Linked DNA regions of Homo sapiens: region 1 is linked to region 2. A link is an interaction called in ENCODE POLR2A ChIA-PET data of the cell type or tissue named here. Cell type or tissue: A673. All regions are shown on one strand. Each heading gives the region's core, and the rest is flanking DNA. Links, peaks and the distances in the headings are about the cores only.

The links. Peaks named below come from ENCODE experiments on the same cell type or tissue, not always from the same donor. Only the 100,000 strongest peaks of a DNase experiment are listed, where the experiment ranks them.
Region 1: POLR2A ChIA-PET joins it to region 2 with 12 read pairs; 5 of 35 experiments call an interaction of 5 or more read pairs at or near these places.

What each region holds. Positions count from the first base shown.
Region 1 is chr1:201,837,861-201,840,668 of GRCh38, forward strand. The region is part of intron 1 of IPO9 (importin 9); the gene reads left to right. Among named protein-coding and RNA genes, the nearest start is that of IPO9-AS1, 9.7 kb to the left of the region's middle. RefSeq lists an enhancer at 1,241-1,535. In A673, for the core only: no CTCF peak of the experiment used is centred there; no DNase peak of the experiment used is centred there.
Region 2 is chr1:201,512,095-201,514,902 of GRCh38, forward strand. All of the region lies in intron 1 of CSRP1-AS1 (CSRP1 antisense RNA 1), which reads left to right. The region is part of intron 1 of LOC124904484 (a long non-coding RNA gene); the gene reads right to left. Among named protein-coding and RNA genes, the nearest start is that of CSRP1-AS1, 6.3 kb to the left of the region's middle. RefSeq lists an enhancer at 122-331. In A673, for the core only: a CTCF peak has its summit at 1,046 (motif pointing left); DNase peaks (open chromatin) are centred at 127 and 1,037; H3K27ac peaks cover 1,962 bases.

The DNA.
Region 1 (2,808 bases), core at 161-2,660, 330 kb after region 2:
GGGAGTTTGAGACCAGCCTGACCAACATGGAGAAACCACATTTCTACTCAAACTACAAAATTAGCTGGGCGTGGTGGCACATGCCTGTAATCCCAGCCACTCGGGAGGCTGAGGCAGGAGGATCGCTTGAACCCGGGAGGTGGAGGTTGCGGTGAGCTGAGATTGCGCCATTGCACTCCAGTCTGGGCAACAAGAGTGCAACTCTGTCTCAAAAGAAAAAAAAAGGAAATGCTGTTATGTCCCAGATAATTTGTGAATGTGCTTGTAGATTATTGTGAAGGAAGTTACATAAGGCACACCAGAATTGGTTCACCATGTCCAGGGAGGCCAATCCTGGGTGGACAGTGACATTCTAAGCAGACTTGAAGCCATGAAGTCTAAGTATCATCCATTATCACACTAAGTATCTGAACTCAAAGGAATTGTGGATGCCCTTACTAGTTGTCTTTCTCCTTTAAATGGATTTCACATGTGCATTTTAGAGTGCTTTTTTCCATTGAACTGGAACATTGCTATCCAAGAGATGTTCCTGAATTATCTGACTCATCTGTGTTTTAGAATCAGTTCTGATAGTTGACTCCCATATCTTCGGGTTGTAGATACCTGTTGTTTCTTCTCTTGCTACAAATGGGTTTTATAGATTTAACCAGAGTCTGTACTAACCAAATTAATCCTAAGAATTAGAATGGATTGCAGTATCTGTAGGGGGATTGTGCAAGTTTCAAGTGTTTGCTTGTGATTTAATCATTTAATAACTCTTTCAGAAAGAATGTGGCTTCTTCTGTGGCGGTCATGCCAAAAAAAAAAATCCACTTTCCTGAGTGAAACAATAGGTGCCATAGGAGTGGATCAAAAACTGCAGCTTAAAGGCATAATAAGAATGAATTAAGAATCTAAGAATTCAGTAAAACAGGACATAAAATATAAAAATCAATAGCTTTCACATACACAAACCATAAAAGGTTAGAGGACGTAATGGTTTTTTAAAAACCAAAACCAATTTACAGTATCAACAAAAAAGTAAATGCTTAGGAAATGTGTAAGAACCTATTAGAGGAAACTTTTTTTTTTTTTTTTGAGATGGAGCCTTGCTGTGTCACCCAGGCTGGAGTGCAGTGGCATGATCTTGGCTCACTGCAACCTCCGCCTCCTGGATTCAAGCGATTCTCCTGCCTCAGCCTCCCAAGTAGCTGGGACTACAGGCGCCCGCCACCACGCCCGGCTAATTTTTGTATTTTTAGTAGAGATGGGGTTTCACCATGTTGGCCAAGCTGGTCTCGAACTCCTAACCTCAGGTGATCCACCTGCCTTGTCCTCCCAAAGTGTTGGGATTACAGGCGTGAGCCACTGCGCCCAGCCTAGAGGAAACTTTTTGAGACAAGATTTTGCTGTGTCACCCAGGCTGGAGTGCAGTGGCTCAGTCTCAGCTCACTGCAACATCTGCCTCCCAGGCCCAAGTGATTCTCGTGCCTCAGCCTCCCAAGTAGCTGGGACTTCAGTCACGCACCACCACGCCCAGCTGATTTTTGTATTTTTCGTAGAGACGGGGTTTCACCATGTTGCCCAGGCTGGTGCCTGTAGTCCCAACTACTCGGGAGGCTGAGGCAGGAGAATGGCGGGAACCTGGGAGGCGGAGCTTGCAGTGATCCGAGATCATGACACTGCACTCCAGCCTGGGCGACAGAGCAAGACTCCATCTCAAAAAAAAAAAAAAAAAAAAAAAAGTGCTGCTATGACTGTGTAGCCATTTGGAATTAGACCCATATCTCACACTAGATTTTTTAAAAATAAACTCTAAAATGATTAGGAGTCTAAACAGAAAAAATTAAATCATACAAGTACTAGAGGAAAACATGGGTGATTTTGTCTTTAAACTTGACATAGGGAAAGGGATTCTAAATATGACTCAAGATCCAGAGACAATAAAAGAAAATATTTTATTGATAAATTTGACTACATAAAATTTTTTTACAATTTACATGGGAAAAACACCACATAAAAAATCAAGAGACAACTGGCAAACTGGGAGGAATTTTTTTCCCCACAATGTATACTACAGACAAAAGGATAATACCTTTAATATATAAAGAATTCTTAAAAATTGAGGAACAAAGGACCAAAACAACACTCAGACATACAAAAAGTGTTTAAACTCACTTGTGGTTAGAGAAATATAATCTAAAACAACATTGAATTAACCATTTATCACCTGTCAGGCTGACAAAAAAATTTATTTTATTTACTTTTGAGACAGCGTGTCACTCTGTCGCCCAGGCTGGAGTGCAGTGGCACAGTCCCTCCTCACTATAGCCTCAACCTCCTGGGCTCAGGTGACCCTCCCACCTCAGCCTCCCAAGTAGCCGAGGCTACAGGCATGAGCCACCGTGCCCAGCTATTTTGGTGTTTCACCATGTTGCCCAAGCTGGCCTTGAATTCCTGGGCTCAAGTGATCTGCTTGCCTTAGCCTCCCAAAGTGCTGGGGTTGTAGGTGTGAGCCACCACACCTGGCCAAAAAATTTTAAATATGATAACACATTCTGTTGGCAAGACTGGAAAGATGCTCCTATGTATTGCTGGTAGGAGTACAAATTGGTGCAATCCTTCTGAAGGAAAATTTGATCACACCCAGTAGCTCCACAAATGCACTTACCTCTTGACCCACAATCCCACTTCTGAAAATCTATGCTGAAGACATCTTCAACATTTCAAAAATACATATTCACAATATTATTCACTGCAGCATTTTTATTAAAACAAAATATTAGAAAAAAACTAACTGTCCATACAGAGGAGAGCACACGAATAACA
Region 2 (2,808 bases), core at 96-2,595:
CCCTCCTGCTCCCTCTGCAGCCACTGCCTCTGTCCCAAACAGGCAAAACTGTGGAGTGGCTCTCACAGCCAAAGTGTGGGGAGGGGAAAGCAGGAGGAGCTGGGGACTCAGGGCGGGAGCAGGCGGCAGGGAGCTCCCGGGCAGCTGGCTGTGCATGGCTCCACTGTTCCGAGCCTGACAGGCTCTAGGGAAGTGTGGCCACAGGGAGCTGGCTGAAGGCTCAGGAGAGGCTTTTCTGACAGGCCCAGTTCCAATCACGCCAGCTCCTAATCTACTGATCAGTTTGCTTTCCTCCTGCTTTAAAATCTCTTTCTCCCTGTTCTCCTGGTCCCTAGCCACACCACCTTCACTGCTCTGATCTTATCTATGATCACCTGGCCAATCTACTTAAAGCAGTGAAGTAGACTGAAAATAACCAGACTTTCGGCAAAACTCTTTTTTTTTTTTTTTTTTTTTTTTGAGACGGAGTTTCAGTCTGTTGCCCAGGCTGGAGTGCAGTGGGGCGATCTATGCTTACTGCAACCTCCACCTCCTGGGGTCAAGCGATTCTCCTGCCTCAGCCTCCCAGCCTGGGACTACAGGCATGCGCCACCACACCCAGCTAATTTTTGTATTTTTAGTAGAAACCCTGCAACACGGCGTTTCACCATGTTGGCCAGGCTGGTCTCAAACTCCTGGCCTCAGGTGATCCGTGCACTTCGGCCTCCCAAAGTGCTGGGATTACAGGCGTCAGCCACTGCACCCGGCCTTGGCAAGACTCTTGACTCCTCTCCTCCATCAGGGTCGATTATATTAAATTACACTGACAGAAGAAAGGATTGGATGACTTTTGAAGAACTATTTCAACCCAAAGACAAGCTAAGGAAACATTGAGTTCACTCACCTGGAAGGTCTTGGAGGGCAGGAATTGTAGCTTACCCTCCTTTGTAGCCACACAGAGCCTTACATGGAGTAGGTGCTCAGTATTTTATGAATGTGTGCGTGGATAAATCCATAGTTTGCAAGAAACCACGAATAAGCTTGCCACCTGCTGGTGAACTTGTGAAAGACACCTCGCCGCACCTCGGCTCCCCCAAGTGGCCATACACTGTAATCCTAAGAAAACCCTCAGCTTGGACAATCCTTTCTTTCCAAGGAGCCCTTTGTTACAGGAAGTCCCAATCCAGACCCCAAGAGAGGGTTCTTGGATCTCACGCAAGAAGGAATTCAGGGCAAGTCCATAGAGTAAAGTGAAAGCAAGTTTATTAGGAAAGTAAAGGAATGAAAGAATGGCTACTCCATAGACGGAGCAGCCCTGAGGGCTGCTTTTTGCCCATGTTTATGCTTATTTCTTGATTATGTGCTAAACAAGGGGTGGATTATTCATGCCTCCCCTTTTAGACCATATAAGGTAACTTCCTGACGTTCCCATGGCATTTGTAAACTGTCATGGCACTGGTGGGAGTGTAGCAGTGAGGACAGGTCACTCTCGTCGCCATCTTGGTTTTGGTGGGTTTTGGCATCCTTCTTTACTGCAAGCTGTTTTATCAGCAAGGTCTTTATGATGTGTATCTGGTGCTGACCTCCTATCTCATCCTGTGACTTAGAATGCCTTAACCGTCTGGGAATGCAGCCCAGTAGGTCTCAGCCTTATTTTACACATCCCCTACACAAGATGGAGTTGCTCCAGCTCAAACACCTCTGACAACTTGATACTTATTCATAAATCCTTTTGACTCTAACTCATATCCTACATTCTTAGCAGAGAAGCCAAAAATGTCCTAGGACACTAGTCAGTGAAAAAGGCCTTTGAAAGCCCTGGAAGCTGTTTTGCAACTCAGGACCCTCTCTTCTCCACTGGTAGATGTTCTCTCCCCAAGATCCCTTTCCCTATCCTTCACGCATCCAGACAGAGAAAGCCTGTATTGAGCACCCACTATGTGCCAAGCACTGGGCTAGGTGCCGAGAGATATGAATGGAGAATGGAGACTTTACAGGGAGGGGAGAGCTGAAGTGTGCACCCAGATGTGGGAGAGGAGACTGGCACAGGAAGAGCACCGGGAGTTCAGACAGGGAGAGAACTCCATTGTGGGGATCAGAGAAGGCTTACATGGGAGATGACAGGCTAATGAGCTGGGCCATAAAGGGTGGTTAGGCTCATAATGTATGGAGATGGACAGCATTCTGGTTACCTATTGCTCTGCAACAAACCACCCCAAACTTGGTAGTGTAACAGAGCGGTCATTTGTTTTTCTCTCTCATGGTTTTAGGGTTTTCCCAAGCTCAGCCGATTGTTCTTGCTGGGATCTCTCCTGTGATTACAGTCAAATGAGAGCTGGCTGGATTCTTCACTGAGTCTCCCTTACTCCTGTGGCTGGAGGCTGATGCTGGCTGTCAGCTGGGACCTCAGCTGAGGCTGTTAGCCAGAACCCCTACATGTGGTCTCTCCATGGGGCCTGGACTCTCTCACAGCATGGTGGCTGGTTGCAAGGAGAAGCATCCCAAGAGATAGCAGGAGAAAGTTGTCTTGCCTTTTGAAAACTGGCTTCGCAAGGCCCATAGCAGATCTTCCCCTGTGCTCCACTAGTTGAGACAGTCACGAAGCCCCACCCAGTTTCAAAGAAGGGGACAGAGACTCCATTTCCTGATGTGTGAGTGGCAAGGTTCTGGAAGAGTATGTGGAATGGAAAGCATTATTGCAACCATTTGGGGAAAATACAACTTGCTGCTGGCAGGAAGGTCATTTCAGGCAGAGATCTTCATTGATGGTACCTTCAGAAATGCATTTTTAGGAAAGAAAGTGGTTTTTACAGACTTGGCATTGCTAAG